Linked DNA regions of Homo sapiens: region 2 is linked to region 1. A link is a loop called in an ENCODE intact Hi-C map of the cell type or tissue named here. Cell type or tissue: IMR-90. All regions are shown on one strand. Links, peaks and the distances in the headings refer to the core of each region. The heading gives the core; the rest is flanking DNA.

The links. Hi-C counts contacts between places; a loop is a spot of excess contacts. Peaks named below come from ENCODE experiments on the same cell type or tissue, not always from the same donor. Only the 100,000 strongest peaks of a DNase experiment are listed, where the experiment ranks them.
Region 2: a loop joins it to region 1, with 2.3 times the contacts of the local background. A loop is called at or near these places in 4 of 110 quality-filtered maps.

What each region holds. Positions count from the first base shown.
Region 1 is chr2:192,005,825-192,015,674 of GRCh38, reverse strand. All of the region lies in intron 5 of TMEFF2 (transmembrane protein with EGF like and two follistatin like domains 2), which reads left to right. The region is part of intron 1 of CAVIN2-AS1 (CAVIN2 and TMEFF2 antisense RNA 1); the gene reads right to left. Among named protein-coding and RNA genes, the nearest start is that of CAVIN2, 160 kb to the right of the region's middle. In IMR-90, for the core only: no CTCF peak of the experiment used is centred there; DNase peaks (open chromatin) are centred at 4,224 and 7,624; H3K27ac peaks cover 2,655 bases.
Region 2 is chr2:191,808,436-191,818,285 of GRCh38, reverse strand. It overlaps LOC729254 (hCG2045843), which reads right to left. Exons shown (of 5, transcript NR_157850.1): 3 at 6,645-6,765; 4 at 3,847-3,943. Among named protein-coding and RNA genes, the nearest start is that of CAVIN2-AS1, 33 kb to the left of the region's middle. In IMR-90, for the core only: a CTCF peak has its summit at 5,974 (motif pointing left); a DNase peak (open chromatin) is centred at 5,965.

The DNA of each region.
Region 1 (9,850 bases), core at 836-8,835:
TACTTATTAAGTGGTCACCATTGTTTCCTGCATATGTATTATCTTTTAAAAATATAGTTGCCCTTTTATTTAGTGTGGACTGCTTAAATACAATTACTTCAAAGTGTATTATATTTTAAAGGCTTGTGCTTTCTGCTGTTTAAAAACATCGTGAATATGATAATCATTCTTTAGCCTTTAAAAAACAGTAGACCCTAATGTGTGCAATTTAGCCACAGTTGCAGACTTTAATCATAAATTATTTTAAAGGGGCACACATATCGCAGATTATGTAGCTGAATGGACCAAGTTTGGAATGAGCATCTAAAACCCTGTATACATTTTAGTCATTACCAGACTGGCAAAAAAAAAAAAAAAAAAAAAAAAGCTTCAGTGATAGCCTCTAGAATGCCATTGAACCATTTTAATGTCCCTCTGTCAATAAAAATATTCCAATGACAAGTCACAGTTATCATCTTTAGATTCAATTTTTATAAATCTTTGTTTAGCCTAAACCTTATATATCAAGATACAGCCCAATCCCTAATGTTAACTAGGCACAAACCTAACAGCATGCTGTCTCCCCAGGCAGAACATGTGTATCAGAAAGGCAGAAGAACATTGCTGCCTAAGAAGTCTCTTTAAGTATGCAAAGGGAGGTATTATCCGCTTTGCAGTTGCTTGCCTTATTAACTACATTTACTGCAAAGATGCCTTATGAGTACTAGGCTCTGGAAATCATAGTCAAAATAAAAACATTGCCTGTGAAAAGGCAACATCTTTCACTTCAAAGTATTTATGTAATATTTAACATCCTTCTGTTGTAGTTCATGATTTAATAATAGTTGCATAAGTAATACATTGATACTCATTTTTCCTCTTGTTCTACCTAAACTTTTGAACCCACAGAAAGTAGTTTCAACCAAAACAGGCCCAAGTTTATTTGCTTTCTCAGTAGCTGTCCCTGCATCTTTGAAATGAAATAGATGTCTTGATGCAAGTATAATCGGAAGTCAGATCAGAATAATCAAATGATCAAATTACTTAAATTAGACACATACTGAATTGCCTAAAGAAGAAACTGCTCAGTTGGGAAAGGCTTACAGCAGACAGTAACCTTCAATCATTTTCCACCTCTGGAATAAATATTGAGTCATATTTTGAAGGATAGGTGATCTTAAGGATACTAACAACAAAGATTGGTACAGATTAACTAACCATTGAAAGAAAAGGCTGATTGAGTTTTTGTTCAGAATAAGGAGATTCAGACAGAGAATCTAAAGCATTTTGGGCATGACAATGAAAAAATATGAAAATTATATAATATGGATTTTAATACTAAGAATGTATATAGATAGTGAAAAGGCTAATTGTATGCACTGCATGTAGCCTAGGGCTCTCAAACTCTGGGGACCTTTACCGTTCACATTGATTACTGAAGACTGATCATTAGGGCACAAAATTCATCATCATGTTTAAAATAACCTGTTCTACCTAATAGGACTATTTGGACCATTGTTTGGTAATTAAATACCAAAATGTCTAATAACCTGTACATGGTAGGTACTCCATTTATTCAACAAATATCTATTGCACATCCACTATGAGCTAGTCATTTAACAAAAATTAACAAATATTTATCATATGTATAAATGAACTAATACTTTTTGATAATTGGAGCAAAACAATATGCATTGATCTAATTAACATGTAATTTGAATCTAAACTTTATGTCTAGATCACTGAAATATAAGCATATTTTAAATTCAGAATGTATTCATTTACTTATTCATTTTTTCAACAAATATTTATTGAGTGCCTATTTTGCATCAACCATTGTTCTAGTTGTGAAGAGTACAACACTGAACAAAGCAGACAAGGTCACTTTCTATGTGTAAGTGTACATTCTAGTGAAGAAAACAGACAATTAAAAAAATCAAGTATGGGCCAGGTGCAGTGGTTCATGCCTGTAAATCCCAGCACTTTGGGAGGCCAAGGCGGGCGGATCGCCTGAGGTCAGGAGTTTGAGACTAGCCTGGTCAACATAGCGAAACCCTGTCTCTACTAAAAATAGAAAAATTAGCTGGGCATGGTGGTGGGCGCCTGTAATTCCAGCTACTTGGAGGCTGAGGCATGAGAATCGCTTGAACCCAGGAGGCGGAGGTTACAGTGCAGTGAGATTGTGCCACTGCGCTACAGCCTGGGGGATAGAGCGAGACTGTCTCAAAAAAAAAAAAAAAGTATGTAATATACCATGATTCAGAGAGGAAATAGGTGCTGTGTTAGATAGGGCACTCAGGGTAGGTTTGTTAGAAAAGTAATATTTGAGCCATGCAAGTATCTGAGATTAGGACATTCCAGGCAGAGGGAACAGCAAGTGAAAAGTGCTGGTGGCAGAAGCATGTGGCATGTTGGAGGAGCAGTAAAAGTCTAGTGTGGTTGGAGCACGGAAAGAGTGTATAAGATTGATCAGAAATAAAATGGCATAGGTAGTCAAGAGCCGGATCACACAGGGCCTCATGAACCACGGTAAGGACTACAAGTTTTATTCTAAGGTCCAGGGGAAGGAAGCCTTTGCTAGATTTTGAGCAAGGGACTGATTCTCATTTACATTTTAAAGGCATTGCCCTAGCTGCAGCATGAACTGACTTGAGGAAAGGCAAGTAGAAATGGGAGAGCAATTCAGAAACTCTCTTATTTCCCTGGTAATTTATACATATGGACTTATCTTTTGCTGTTTTTTATATCCTGAGCATCTTAGTATCCTAATTGTGGACTAGCCTCTAGGTTTTTCTATAATCAAGGAGGAGTATTTTTAATTTGTATACATTTTTACTAATTTTTCTATACCTTTGTATTCCAATTTATATACTGGTAATTTTTCCTAACATTATAATGAGTATTTTGTGATCCAAGTGACTCTGTAATCTATGAGTATGATACAAAGTTAAAGTCATCACATTTCTTTCTAAATATTTTACATATTTTTAATTATATTCTGTTACTTTTGATTAGAACTTTACATTTTAAAAGTACTTTTGCCGATTAGGAAAAAAAATCCTAAATTAGAGAACAAACTAGTTCATTTATTTAGGGGCTAGCATTTTATCAAGGAAAACATAAGCTTAAACTTCAACTCCTGTGAAGGGGCCCCTAGCTAATACAACATTTGGATGAATAATGAAAGTATCCTGCATGGTTTGTTGGCCCAGGTCCCATTGTACCTTGATATGTGTGTGATGATAATCTATCTAAGCATGCTCCAAATCTGCCTGCCTGATAACTGTCAAGTCTCAGTAGACCTTATGTCAGTGACAAAGGTATAGAACACATACTATTCAGAGACACAACAAAAGTTATCACCCAGTGATTTTAAATTGTAATCAACTATAAGCTAACTTATTTAAACAGAATTTATGTTTTATGCTATGTCCATATATAGTGTGACACTTAAAGATATTTATTTTGAAAACAAGATAAAAGATAATATGTAGGCCAGGCGCAGTGGCTCACGCCTGTAATCCCAGCACTTTGGGAGGCCGAGGCGGGTGGATCACGAGGTCAGGAGATTGAGACCATCCTGGCTAACACAGTGAACCCTGGTCTCTACTAAAAATACAAAAAATTAGCCGGGCCTGGTGGTGGGCCGGGCGAGGTCGTGGGCGCCTATAGTCCCAGCTACTCGAGAGGCTGAGGCAGGAGAATGGCGAGAACTTGGGAGGCAGAGCTTGCAGTAAGCGGAGACTGCGCCACTGCACTCCAGCCTGGATGACAGAGCGAGACGCTGTCTCAAAAAAAAAAGATAATATGTAAAAATAAAAAATATTTTGAATTTAGAGTTTATAACTGAGCTTGCTTAAAATAGAAGACTGACAATGTATAAAATGGATGACTAGACTGGGTAAAGATGAATCAGATCTCTCTTACACACTATATATAATATATACATTGACCAAACAAATTACAGTAATTAAAATACTGCCAAATTTCAGGTAATAACTGATAAGTCTAATGTTTGTCAATAGCTTGTTGGTTTCATAAAAATGATATTTCCTCTTAGAAGTAATTCAAAACACCCATTTAAAAAAACATATTATATTCCTGTAGCATCCACTTACTATTATTGAAAGAAAAGTCTACATTTGTTTATGCAGCTTAAAAAGTCTTCTGAGATGAAGCCAAGAGCAAAACCATTTTGTACACTCAGGCTTAAGAATAATATCAATTGTTTATCCAGCTCATTCTTGTCTTCCTACCACCCTTGCAGTCTTTGCTGATTCTTCTCTGCTGGATCCTTTGCTACGTGAATTTAGCAAGTTCCTCTGCCTTCCCTGACCCCTAGCACAGTGTTTTGCACAGAGTAGCCACTCCACATAGAATGGTTGAGTGAATGAATGGATTAATGAGGATTCCTGTTTGATTTTTCAGCATTTCTTTAATGTCCTTCCAATCAGTAAATTATTCAGTGATTTGTAAGTGTCCAGGGTTCCAACTATGCTCTTTATCATTGGGGAATGCTTCCTTCCTGGGGTGGATGCTCCTAGGTTCTTTGTTCCTTCTTTATCTGTAGCTATAGTCACTTAATCTCCAACCCGTTTTCTTCACACAGTTTAGTGAAAAATACATAGACCCATGAATCTTGCAATGAGGAATTCAGCCCATTATCAGTACCTAAAAAATGCTTTTGAGTGAATGATAGATTTAGGTTAAAATACAATTCTGAGTTACTTGACTTATCTGGGATGAGAATGACACTGTTAGGGGGAAATCCTCAGTGGAGAAAGGATTTACATGTCCTCTTGTTAGAAGGCACCAGGGAGACCACCTGCTGAAATTCTACTCCTTTTCCAAGTTCCAGCTTAAGCATCACATCCTCCGTGAAAGCTTTTTTGTACCCGCCAGGTGTAAGTAGTTATTACTGCTCAGTGATAGCAAAATACATTTTCATGCTAACAAGCCCAAGCTCTGATGACTCTGTTTTATGAATATTTGTTTTCCTCCTTCTGTTGTGATCTCTGTTGCCAACCGTAATCACAAGCATCATCTTTGTCTCTGATGTTCAGCCTAGTACCTGGTACCAAGTAGGTGCTCAGCTACACTTATGTGATTCAATTGAATTAAATGAGATCTATGGTAAACTAAAAGGTATATGCCTCAGTGGGGGGAAAAAAAAGTGGCAGTAATAGCTGCAGACCTCCAAACACCTTTGACCAGAGGACCTTACCTGGGGTTCACTCTAGGAGGGTACTCACAGATCCTTTCCTTTCTTACTTTTTAAAGCTTAATATTTTTGAGAAACTCAGAAGCATTTTTATTTCAAGGCAAAATGTTGAAATATTTCTACTTAAAGTCCTTCATCGCAAGAGTTTCAGAATAGCTCACAACTATTTCTGACCACACAGTCCTCTCTCGGAGCAATCAGAACTCACCGGCAATACTGCAGGAAGTCAGTGAGGAACGGCTGGTTTGAGCCTGTAAACTAAAATGCCACCATGTGTTTTTGAGTTTAACATTTTAGTGGACAAACACATAAGATGAGGACAAAGAGAGAGATGATTCCCTTCATATGATAAACTCTGCTTGAAAGTCGCTTTTATACAGACACAAACTCAAATAGTTGTTTACAAAGAAACATTATCTTGGTCCAGTGGAATGTCTCCATGCACATATTTCTTTTTCAAAGTTTGTTTAAACAACTTAGAAATAAACTTTCCTGATCAAAATCATGCAAAAACTATTTACCAAGGTTGATAATTTAAACATTTTTAAGCAAAATGTCAAAACTAATATTTTTATTTTAAATGATAAAGTACAGTGTTTTGAAAATATTAAAAGTAATATAATACTTGTGCTCTACCACCTAATTTGAACAGATGCAAACATTTAGCATATTTGCTTTTGATCTTAAGAACCATAATATTACAGATAAAATTAAGGTGTTCTCCTACCTTAATCATATTTCCCGTCTTCTCTTTCCAGGTTTCAAGTACAGTACTCCTATAAATATTTCTATTATATTTGTCTTCATTCAAATATGATATTTATTATAGCATGGTATAATATGTATTAAATATTATTTTTTAAAGTAAATTTAAAGTAAATTGACCCCAAAATCAGTAAGTAAAAGATTGATATAATCATGAAGGATAAACATTTGGTATCAGTTCTAATTATGAAGAGTTAATACCAGCATGATTTCATTAGTACTTTATTTTTATACTCAATTATAGCAGTATAATCTTTAGCAAACATCAATTGGGAAATAACATGTTACAAAAACACTAAGAATTAATTCCATGATGATTTGTTGCAAGTGCACAAATGTCACCTTATTTTCCTACCTTTATATCATAAGATGAAAAAATCTATTGAAACTTGTGAAATTGAGGATTTGTTGTTTTCATATACCACCTGTCCTTCATTTTATATACACACACGCACAATCACACACACTTACTCACTGCTTATCTCTGAGCTCCCTGAGAGCCAAGACCAAAGGAAAATACAAAAGATCTTATAACTGACTCGATTATCTAATAAAAGGAGATGTGCCATATCACCAGGTAGGACTACCTTGTGTTCTCTGAAAATAATTATCATGAGTGTTCTTACAATAAGATAAACAAACATAAGCCAAACAAATAAAAGCCACCTGAACAATGTAGTGGCCAATTATTTTCAAACTAGCAACTTTACCAGAATGCAAAGCTGTAATTTGTCTGTTGTTTCTTATCTTTCATGGATAAAATCCAAGGGCATGATGTGAAATTGCAGTTTCGTGGGAAATCTAAACTGTAATGATGTTCATACACATTTACTCCTAAAAGCCTTTTGTCAAGTGAAAGCATAACAGAGGGCCAGTTGGTAAAACACAAACATGAAGCCACCCCGATCACTAAAGTGGGTGTGGGAATCCTGGCGCTTGGGAATGTGCTTAAACGTTCAATATGATAATGACAGAATGCAGCAAGTGGGAATCTAGTCTACCACATGATTCAAAAGTGATTTTTTTAAGTAACTTTATTGTATTGTTTTTCCTTCCAACTTTTTATTCTGGGGTTTTCATGCTTCCTGACTCAGGTGTGTATAAAGACCCATCCAGTCGGAGCGACCGCACTTCTCTGTGATCATGAAGTTACCCTTGGTTATTGAATATGTTTTCCAGCTTAATGAGCAAGCACATACACATGATGCTAATGAGGAATTTTGCTTCAAGATACTTTTAAAAACGTACATGAGGAAGAATTGTTTGCTTTGAGTATTTTAAGATGTAAATGCAGCTACTTCTAAAAAGAAAGAATAATCCTGAGGAAAAGGCAATCGTGACCTATGACAATGGATGGAGAATTAAATCCTGCTTCCATCTATCATATGCACTGAAGAGGGACGTGGGAGCAACTTCTGCCTCGAAAGGAGCCTTGTTTGCTCACTAACACAGTGGGCGTTAATAAGTCTCTGCTGCCCCTGTGGTTTTGTTTCAGTCATTTTAAATCAACCCTGGAACCAGGCAGAGTATACATTAATACAAGGCATTATTCTCCTTCAGCTGTAGTTAAGGGTGCTTGCATGCTGTCACTGTTGTGATAGAAGCCTGTTTGCTTCTGTCCCAATAGTGAGGGCAGAAAACTCTCCCTATGAGGAAAGAAAGCTTTCCTGAGTCACACACACAGCTGCCTCCCTCCCTGAGCTTGGCAGCTCCTATAATAAGTTTCTAGTTTGGAACGTAGTACAGATCAGGAAAAAAGCAGGAAAGAGTAGAGCAGGAAGGACATGGGGTGACATTTTTGCCTTAGTGCTTCACTACAATATGCCTTAAGTAGCGAGCCACCAAACCCTAATGATTCTTCCTTTTCTTCCATATAGTGAATGCCTCACTCTGGGGCTTTCCTTCCTTGTCTCTATACCTAACAGCAGTAGCCTGGGAACTAGTCCCTCTGCCTGCACTCTACTGCTAGCGCCATCTTTCTAAAGCACCGCTTTCATCATGTTGACCTTCTCATCACACTGTGCTCAAAAACCTTTCAGGCCTCCTCATTCCCCAGAAGATAAAGGTCACTCCTTGGACTGGAATTGAGGCCCTTTGCAATCTGTCTAGAGCGTTGTGTTCAGCCACATTGGATGGGAAGAGTTCATTCTAATCAGACTGATCTGTGATCCTCCCAGCACACTGTATACTGTCTTCCTCCATACATTTCCCCAGGCATTCTCTCCACCACTCTTCTTCATCTAAATCCTACTCTTCTTTCCAGACAGTTCACTTTCCACCTCCTCCTCCCTATCTTATGAGCATTAAACAAAAGAGTCTTAAGGAAGTAGGAGCAAGGCGCCAGACACAGGGGAACCTCATGATAATTTCACCCCCTTTTCTGCCACTTGGTCTTGGTTTTACTTGGCAAATTAATTCTGCTGACAGCTTTGCCACTGATGTTTTTTAGATCAGTGTGTTTAATCACCTGTCCCTCTCATCTGACACCAAACACATTGCATGGAGTATGTGCCATATGAATAAAGCCTTTTAAAGCATGTCACTGAATAGTGTACATTAAACAAGAATATTAAATTTCTTAAAATGGAATGAATAGGAAAGGGAAAAAAGATGTGGCTGGAGTCAGAGTAGCTGAGATTTCTCAATAGGGGATGCAAACCTTCTCCCACAGAAAGAGCTAACTTGCTTTAAGATACTGATTTCTGAATGCCCCTCCAGATATTATTGCACCAAAATTTGTCACAATAAATCTTATATACAGTAAATCTGGAAAATCTCTTAGTCTTAGAGGGTGAGAAAGAGTATCTAATATAACTCCAACTCACCATGTCTGCACATCAGAATCACCCGTAGCATTTTTGACAACAGCGACTACCTAGGCCTCACACCAGACCTCCTAAATGAGAATCTCTGAGTTGCAACCCAGTCATCTGGTTTTTTTAAGTATGCCACAGAAGATTTTGATCTGCATCCAGAATTTGAAATCCAGGATTTGAAAGCCAGAAGTTAATGATGGACAGTATGTATTTGATTACAACTTCTCAGAAACTTTGTTAAGCAGTTGATATGCATTTAGTGACTACAGTCTTGAGTCATTATCTCCATTTTCACAGGTGAGGATTCTAAAGCTTGGGAAAGTGAAGTAGCCCAGTGCCATCCAGCTAGTAAATAAGCCTCATTAAATAGAGGTCTAATACCAAGTTCCAACCTGTAGTCACATTCTCCATCTGTCTTTATTATAATTAGACATTATTTCAATATGTGGCCATCAGTCTCTTTCCCAGCAATAGTTCCCTCTCTTCAAAATGTGATTCCGTTTTTTGGAAGTCCTGGGACCACCCAGGGCAAGAGTTTCGCAGCTCAGTTTTCCTCTGATTGGCTATTTGTTGTCCTAGTCTATTTCTGATCAGTGAGGACCAGTATTCCCAAGACCTTCCCCATGTAATGGGCCAACTTCTATGTTTTGCATCCTTATAAAGAGATCGATACTAATGGCAACTAAGCTTTTTCCACGTGCAAGATGAGCCTGGCCACCCTGGAAAACCTGAGTGCAGTCCTGGGTAATGTTTCTGGAGAAGGGCATTATTCATTCCTCCTAGATTTCAAAACTAAAAGGATTGCCCACTATAAGTTAAAAAAAAAAAAAAAAGTCACCTGAGACCTGAGTAATGACATGGGAGACTTATTAGCCTTACCAGTCAGTTAATGCTTTTCTACCCTTTGAATACAGGGTTTAATTTTTCAATGCATTTTCACATCTCTTACCTCATTTTCTCTCACAACTCACAGTCATTCCTGCACTGCAGTTTCCTTACAGATAAAATACTTATAATCAAGTTCCATCAAAAGGAGTGATGTGAGAGTTAATGAGTAAATGGGCTTAAA
Region 2 (9,850 bases), core at 1,155-9,154, 200 kb after region 1:
GCAAAAATGTATTTAACCTCTCTATGCTTCTGGTTGTTTTTTTTTTCAGCTGTAAAATTGGTGTTAGAAATAATCCTCACCTCATTTCAATTTAAGATCGTGAACAGATATCCACATTCTCAACTTCATTACAGCATTATTTACAAAGCCAAAATGTAGAAACAACCTAAACATCTATAGGTGGATAAATGGTTTTTTAAAGTGTGGTATATACATACAATAAAAATAGTATTCAGCTTTTAAAAAAAAAAAGAAGGAAATCCTGCCACTTCTGATAACATGGATGAATCTTGAGGACATTATCCTAAGTGAAATAAACTAGTCATAGAAAGAGAAACATTATATTATTTGACTTACATAAAGTATCTAGAATAGTCACATTCAGACTAGAAACAGAGAGAAGAACAGTGGTTGCCAAACCTTCAGGGAGGGAGAAATGAGGAATTATTGTTCAATGGGTGTAGAGTTTTAGTTACGCAAAATGAATCAGTTCTAGAGACCTGCCCTCCAGTGTTGTGCCTATTGTTAACAATAACGTGTTGTACACTTAAAAATGTATTAAGGCGGTAGATCTCATTTTAAATTTTTTTACTACAATTTTTTTTTGAAAACTGAAAATACTAAATCCCTACTTCACAAGATGCTATAAAGTTAAATCAGTTAGTGCATGTAAAACACCGGCACAGAACCTGGCACCGGGAAAGAGCTTATATAAATGTTGGTTATTACTATTATCCACTCATTAAATGAAAAAGTGGAGGTTTAAAAGGGTAATTTGTTCAAGGTCATGCAGGGAAAGATGGGCAAAGCTGAGATTTGAATGCAGGTGGTCTAGCTCAAAGTCCATGTGCTTTTGCGGTAAACCTTAACACCTCCCTGATAAGCACATCCCCAAGGACTCAATGTGATTGGACTCAGCCCTACCTGATGTGGCAGAAGCAGCACAGCAATCAGACACCCATGGGTTCCTTTTGGCCAACAGCTTGTGGCAGACCATGAGTCTAAGAATTAGTAGCTACTACAAAGGCTGATGGGCTGATGGTGCCACAAATTTGAAGACAGTGGGAAGGAAGACCCTCAATTCTCCACGAAAAGACTTGAGGTGGGAAAGGTTCTTGGCTAAAACTAGATTTCTCTCATGTGAAATTAAGGTATGATTATGAAATTAAAAAAAAAACTCATGAATTTACAGCTTTTGTGAGGGCATAATATTTCACTTAAAGCAAAGAGAAATTACCTTTTGTGGTAGATGGGTACCCATGTTCCTAAATAATCATTTTATCCTCAAGTTGTGCCCAATACTATATCATACCATGTCTCATTTCATCTCTATTGAAACACCATGAAGTAGAAATTATTAGCTTTGTTTTATGAATGAGAAAATAGAGAGGTTAAATAACAAGATCACAAAATGGCAGAGCTAGAATTTGGACCCACGTCTGCCCGTCCTAAAACCCAGTGTTTTAACTGTGAAACCAATACTGCCTTGTTGCTTGTGGTTGTGGTGATCTGTTTATGTACAAAAATCACAGTAAGGAATATTTAGATAAGGCTCTCTCCTTATACAATAGTATGACCTTAGCATGGCTTGTTACATATAGAAGAAACCTAATAAATGTTTTTATTTTTTTTCTTCTAACCATACACTTGCAACGTACCTTGGAATTTTAAGTGATTTGTACTTCTTTTCTATTAAGCAAAGCTAAGAAAGGCATTATTACTCCCACTTTAACTGGTGGGAATTCTGAGACTTATAAAAGTGACTTGCTCCAGCCTTAAAGTTTTGAAGTAGCGTCTTATCTCTAGTCCCCTGGGCTTTTTCCTACACTTCATTCTCTACTTTTGGAAACATTTTCCAGAATAGGTGATTAGAGGGTATAGAAATACAATAAATTTTCTATAAATATAAATAATTTGTATCAAGAGGCGAATACTTTAGATTCCATATAGGTGAACCAAGAACATTTCCTGAAACCCTGTCTCCACTAAAAATACAAAAATTAGCCCAGCATGGTGGCACGTGCCTGTAGTCCCAACTACTCAGGAGGCTGAGGCAGGAAAATCGCTTGAAGCCAGGAGGCAGAGGTTGCAGTGAGCCGAGATTGCGCCATTGCACTCCAGCCTGGGTGATAGAGCAAGACTCCGTCTCAAAAAAAAAAAAAAAAAAAAAAAAAAAACACATTTCCATGGAGAAAATCTGTGAACATATGAGGCTCCCAAGACTGATAGATGCCCTTGGGTTCTGTCCTGTCTATCCCTAAATAGACTGCAAATACTATGGGGTTTGCAGGCTTCAGGCTGCTAGATGGCCAAAAGTGCCTCTAAGCTGTTGGTGGGAGAATTAAAAGGTTAAAAGGGAAGCAATGGTAGAGAAAGTGTAGTAACTGGGAGACTGCATTATGGTGTTTGTTTGTTTGTTTTTGTTTGTTTGTTTGTTTTGAGACAGAGTTTCACTCTTGTTGCCCAGGCTGGAGTGCAATGGCGCGATCTCGGCTCACTGCAACCTCCGCCTCCTGGGTTCAAACGATTTTCCTGCCTCAGCCTCCCAAGTAGCTGGGACTACAGACATGCAGCACGACATCCGGATAACTTTGTATTTTTAGTAGAGACAGGGCTTCACCATGTTGGTCAGGCTGGTCTCGTACTCTTGACCTCAGGTGATCCACCAGCCTCGGCCTCCCAAAGTGCTGGGATTATAGGCGTGAGCCACCGTGCCCAGTTTATGTTTATTTTCTATGAGGGGATTAAAGCAAAAGGGAAAAAAAAACAAACACAGCCAAATGTCTGCTACACAGCCATATACACAATGGCAAGCTCCTTAGCATAGAGCCATTTATCATTTATATGTACCTCAACTTTAGCTTTGAATTGAATACTCAAAATTAAAAAATAATAATAATAAACAAAAAAAGGCCTCATTTTCCCTGTCTTTCTACAGGATCAGGAGAGGGGAAAGGTAAGTTTGCAAGAAAAAAAGCTTTGATTTCCTGCACATATTTATGCAGGAAGAAAAATGTCTTCACTGCCATCTCCAGACAAGAGCACCCTGTGCCGGTCAAGAACTTGTGTTTCATCATAGGCACTCAAGACATGCTTATTGGATGAGGAACCTGGGGCTCTTAAACTGATGGAGATGGCATCAGTCCTGCTCTGGAGGGACTTGCAATTGAAAACTTCTGACATTAACCCAGACAAAAATGGACAAGCTATCTAGATAATGCACTCAGAACTTTGAGCAATCAAATAAATATCCAGTTTGATTTTTTTTACATCACTTATAGTCACAAACTGCTTAATTTCCAACCATTCTATGGGTAACCTTAGTTCACAGACTACTAAAATAAAGTCACAGTACATTATGAAAAATGCCCTTCAGCAACATAAATAAGAAGCCATTTTTGACTGGAGATGAGTAGAATGTTTTAAAGATGCATTAGGAGGCATCTGTGAGTGAATCTCACATAAGAATTTCCTCTCGATTATTTTGAAAGGTAAGTAAAATCGGCAGCTACACTAGTCTCCAATTGGACATAGATTTAATTATTCTGGCTAGCTCAGAAGAGATCTAATGGTTCTAATGGATTCTTAAAGTTTCCTAAGTGGTTCTCCACACTTGGCTGTGTCCAGTCACAATGGACTTAATGACACACGTGTGGAAATGGAGCCACGATGGGGGTGGAAAACCCCACAGACACTGTCTGACAACTTTGCTTCCTGGCATTCCAAGATCTGCCACACCAGCTGATGTTACACCCTGATGTGCCCTTGTGTCCCTTTATGTTAACTTCCTATAATTTCTCATTCTTCTTCTGTAGTATTTCCACGATACCTTTTGATGGAACCTACCACACAATCACTTAGGCTTATTTTCTGTTGTTGAAACTCTTCTTGTGAAAGTCTTCTGGGACTGCTGGAGAGCCTACTTACATCACGGTGAAAAGGACTAAAACATAACGAAAAGAGAAATGAGTTTGTAAATGCAGTCTGGAGAGGTCAGACTAAATATTTTGTTAAAGATGGTCTCAGGAGTAATATTTGTTCATGAGGCAGACATGAACGTTTCCACTAAGAATCAATAGTGAGCCCATTTGCACTGCGCTTAGTGTTCAAAGTGTTTCTGTGCACCTCGCGCACTTTCTCTCTATAAATAAATATCAGTGGTGGTGGCTGTCTGTGTTTCAAAATGCTGCTGCCGGTCATGTTGTTATCCCTGCCTGAGAGTGGAGCTGAAAAGACCAATGCATCGCTATCCATCTTTTGTAGCCTGCATTCAAGCAAAGGTTTTCCTGGTATGGCAGTTCTAATTGCACTTTGCTTCTCGTCTTTTAACTCCACAGTCTGTCTGATGCTCTGAAGCCTCTGTTTGGAACAAGACACCCTATTTCTGCAGGCTAACCACCCACCTCCCAGAAAATTCTGATGATTTTGTTTCCCAATATTCCAAAGCCCTGCAGACCAAATGATGGGACACTTCTGGGTTCCTGTATATTATATCTTCTGCCTGATCCCCTTACAGATGTCAGCCTCTCTCAGCACAAATCCTGGGACTGCTTCCTTTATTTCCCTTCCATACTTGTTCTGGCCAATGAAACAATGTTATAGCAAACAATTCTTCAAAAGAGAGAGAGTATGGCATAGTCGGAGGGGCATGGACAGACCTTGGTTTAATTCCCAACTTGGCTACATACTTGGCAAATTAATCAACTTCTTTAAGCTTCAGTTATCTTATATATCAAAACAGTATAATAATGCCCAGCTTGAATGAGTGTCATAAAGATTAAAGTAATACCTGGAAAGGACCTGGCTCATAATGGGCAGGCTATAGGGGAACCATCGTTACTTAATCCTGATAAAACTCGCCAAGTTCTAGAAGAAGATACCACATTAGTTAGGAAGCTGGTGAAATAAGCTATTTGTAGACTGCAGATGATTTGACAGGGGGCTTGAACCCATGCTTACTTTGTCCATCTAACATTTGAAGAATAGCCTGACCTTTCTAACTGACTTTTGGGATTTCCCAATGTCTCTCAGTACATCTTTGGACAGTATGCCGGCCAGTAGCAGAATTCAGCAGCAGATTTACAACAGTCTATTCCTGATGGAAATCTTTGACTGGAGCAAACTAGAATATGACCCTTTTCTCCTTCAAGTTTATCATCAATCAATGGTGCTCTGCCAGCTCTCTATAAAGGGGATCCTAACCTCCTTTCGCCCTTACACTTCAAGAAAAGATAGGCAGCAACGAGGAGTTCCTGTGAGGTAAGTCTGCAAGGACTTCCTAGCGCGTGGAACAAGGATAAGCACCCAATAAGCACTCAAGAAGCACTGGACACAAGGAAGAATGAATGAATGACTTTATGTCCTAGTGAAAGAATTTCCTGTGGACCTGAAAATATTGGTGTGCCCACAAGTCCTTACATTCTCACATGTTTGAACATAACTCTGTAAAATAATACTGAAACTCCTCTAGCTCCATTTTATTCCAGTGATAGTAGGTCACCATCAATATCTAGATAAATGATTGCACCTAAGTAAATGTCAAGACAGTCAAATTTCAAACTGAATTGGGGCCTTAGTGGTTTGCCCTTATCTATCTTTCCTGTGCACCTATAATATCGGCCATGTAGCAGAGCTCACATCCACTCTCCCACATTTCACTGTGTTTCCCATGTGCCTTTAAGGAATCATTCTTGATCTCAGCCATAAAATTGGAAAGCTGCATAACTGACAAGATGATCCCTGAAGGCAGCTGAAACATGGGGTAGATTGAAACCGACAGTTAATTTGTAGCAGTAAAAAATAATGATATCATCATAAAACAAGTTTAAGACCAGACTGGGCTCAAACACTGTGCACCCACAGGATATATAGATGGGTATTGTCAAGCTTAAATAACAAAGCAAAACAAAACTGAACCTCCCAGCTTCACCAAGCCCGCTTCATTGGCTTTTTTGTGGTACGCTATCACCATCTGCTGGCTGCAGCCCATAAAATGTCCAGCATTCTCTAAGTCCTGGAATATTCCATTCTGCAGAGCCTGATGTTAATTACTATGCACCAGGAAACATATTAATCTCACAATATCATTGAAATGGTACAAATAAGTCAGATCTTCTTAGAATACCAAACAAATAAAAGATCCCAAGAGACTAGAGATTGCCAAAGGCACCCACCCTGTTCTGCCACGCCTGAAAGCTGCACCTGCTGGGTGCGCACAGCCTAGCATATTCTCTTTTTATTCCTGAGCTCTTTCTTTACAGGCATTCACTTTCCGACTTCCTCCTCTCCAGCTGCCTTCTCTACCAGGCATCCTACACGACACTGCAGTGATAGGCAAAGCAGCAGCTCTCAGCTAAAAACAGCCTCCTCCTAGATATCTTAAAGAAAGAAAACCACTGACGCATCTTCTTCAAGGAAAGCAAAGCCCCAGCGGGACTGAGCAAAGAAGAAAGGATATTGTTGCCTCTCCAAACTCTGAAAGCAATATTTTGCATGATTTTTCTCAAGGCTTGCCTTGCATTGTTTCTGGATTCCCTAACTCAGCAACAAGTGATGCTTTGGAGGGAGAAAAGATAGAGTATAAGCAAACAAAATATAGCCACCTATACACCCCTACCCATCTTATATTATGTGTTTAATCTTACCACTTTAGACCCTCTCTTCCTAGCATTGCAGGCCTCTGACTTCTCAACCATCCTGGGGATAAAAGAGGCTTTAGAAAACGTTTCTTCTTCACCACAGCTTGTTTTTGTTTCTTCCGATGATCTGCAATGAAAATTCTTTATTGAATGAGTATGTAATAGTTGTGTAATAAAACAATTTATAAAAATCCTTCAATTTTTATCTATTAAGAAAATTTTCCTGCTGCCAATATTTTCATGACAAGAATTAGATGATAATTGCTCTCAGATAAAATATTTAGTTCTTATTTAGCAATAATGTAAATTTATCATAAGATGTTTTCCCCGGAAAGACCACGCCTAGTGTAGCAGAAACAAGTGACATGCTCTAACTTGGGCACACATCTATAATTGAACAGGCTATCCCTGTTAGAAGAGCGTAACAACTATATACACAAAATGCACTGAACAGTTATTTCATCCTGAACAGTATCATCCTTGCATCCGTTTAAACAATTAGTTCACTCTCCTAAACACTCTGAGATGTGAACTTTAGTTCAAAGGCATTCTACGTTTTCCTCCTGATGCTGTAATTTTACAGGTTAGGAGATTTCTACATTACAAAGTAAACCCTATAAAGCAGTAGAGCCTTGAATAAAATTTCCATCTAAATTATTTCTGTAATAACCAGTGAATATATTTTTACATGTTCAATATCATCAAAATAACTAACAGCAAATTACTCAAAAGTAAAATAACAATGAATTTTTTTCCTATCAAATAGCAAAGGATTTTTAACAAATAATACCAATGCGGTCAAGCAACTATGCACTACTGTCAAAAGTGTAATTCAAAGTAACCCTTCTAGAGGGTAATTTGGCATTGTTTACTAAAAGTCTTTTTTTTAATGTATATATCTTGTGGTTGGTACATTCTAGCATTAGACTTTTGTCCTAAAAGAATAATCATGGCTAATGAATGCAACATACAACATCACAGCTTTTTTATTTAATTTATATACAACAAGTTTTTAGCATTCGGATGTGGTAGGCTGAAAAATGGCCTCCCCAAAGATGTCCACGTCCTTATCCCTGGAACCTGTGAATATATTACCTTACTTGGTTGAAAGTACTTTGCAGATGTGATTAAGCTAAGGATCTAGAGATGGAAGGATTAGGCTGAACTACCTGGGTGGGCCCAGTGAAATCACAAGGGTCCTTATAAGCGGAAGGCAAATGAGTCCAAGTCATAGAAGGTGATGGGACAATGGAAGCAGAGTTTGATGTGATGCTCTTTGAAGGTGGAAGAAGGGCCCATGTGCCAAGGAATGCAGGCAGGCTCTAGAAGTTGGAAAAGGAAACAGGCTTTTCCCCCTAGAGACTCTAAAAGGAACATGGCCATACTGACACACTGATTTTAGGACTTCTGACCTCTAGAACTATAAGATAATAAATTTTGTATTGTTCCAAGCGACTGAGGACTCCAAAAGCCTTATTCTTAAGGGTCTGAGTTATAAAAGACGGTCTTTTTTATTTTTTTATGTTTTTAATTCTTTTTTTTTTTTGTACTTTAAGTTCTGGTGTACATGTGCAGAACATGCAGGTTTGTTACATAGGTATACACGTGCCATGGTGGTTTGCTGCACCCATCAACTCGTCACCTATATTAGGTATTTCTCCTACTGCTATCCCTCCCCTAACCCGGCACCCCTGACAGGCCCTGGTGTGTGATGTTCCCGTACCTGTGTCCATGTGTTCTCATTGTTCAGCTCCCACTTATGAGTGAGAACATATGGTGTTTGGTTTTCGGTTCTTGTGTTAGTTTGTTGAGAATGATGGTTTCCAGCTTCATCCATGTCTCTGCAAAGGACATGAACTCATCCTTTTTATGGCTGCATAGTATTCCATGGTGTATATGTGCCACATTTTCTTTATCCAGTCTTTCAATGATGGGCATTTGGGTTGGTTCCAAGTCTTTGCTATTGTGAATAGTGCCACAATAAACATACATGTGCCTGTGTCTTTATAGTAGAATGATTTATAATCCTCGGGTATATACCCAGTAATGGGATTGCTGGGTCAAATGATATTTCTAGTTCTAGATCCTTGAGGAATCACCATACACACTGTCTTCCACAATGGTTGAACTAATTTACACTCCCAGCAACAGTGTAAAAGCATTCCTATTTCTCCATATCCTCTCCAGCATCTGTTGTTTCCTGACTTTTTAATGATCGCCATTCTAACTGGCGTGAGATGGTATCTCATTGTGGTTTTGATTTGCATTTCTCTAATGACCGGTGATGATGGGCTTTTTTTCATATGTTTGTTGGCTGTACAAATGTCTTCTTTTCAAAAGTCTCTGTTCATATCCTTTGCCCACTTTTTGATGGGGTTCTTTTTTTCTTGTAAATTTGTTTAAGTTCTTTGTAGATTCTGGATATTAGCCCTTTGTCAGATGGATAGATTGCAAAAATTTTCTCCCATTCTGTAGGTTGCCTGTTCACTCTGATGATAGTTTCTTTTGCTGTGTGCAGAAGCTCTTTAGTTTAGTCAGATCCCATTTGTCTATTTTGGCTTTTGTTGCCATTGCTTTTGGTCTTTTATTCATGAAGTTTTTGCCGATGACTGTGTCCTGAATGGTATTGCCTAGGTTTCCTTTTTTAATCTAGTGTCTTTATGTTGAAAATAATCTAAAGAATGTCAATGTAAAGATATTCTGGATGATCTGGTAGACCACCTCAGCTCTGCTATGATTTTGATGCCAAGTTTGTGTTTGCACTTATAGTCACAATAGTGCCAAGGAAAGGCAAACCTCCTAGAGAACAAGGAGGCCACAGCAGTTGTGGGAGAGCTGAATTATCACTTAGAAAATAGCTGTCAATGTCATATTTACACTGTGAGGAGCTATTTTTGAATCTAACAAGATTAAGTTTAGTAGTTAAGAATTTTTGTTTAAACTTTTGATGGTACTGTACTTTGAGGTGCACTGTTAAACTGACTGATCCATAAAAACAATGAATCATTGGCTTAAAATAAGTTTATTGTAGAAGAAAAATATTATTATATTCAAGATGACTGAAATGATAGTCCATCAGGCTCAAAATCAAATGAAGCACACCAAGAAAATATAAAACACTTATCATCCTACTATTAAATATCAGCTATCACTTTAAGTGACTGTTGACATTTCACTTATATTAATTTTATGTCAAAATTTAAACATAAATT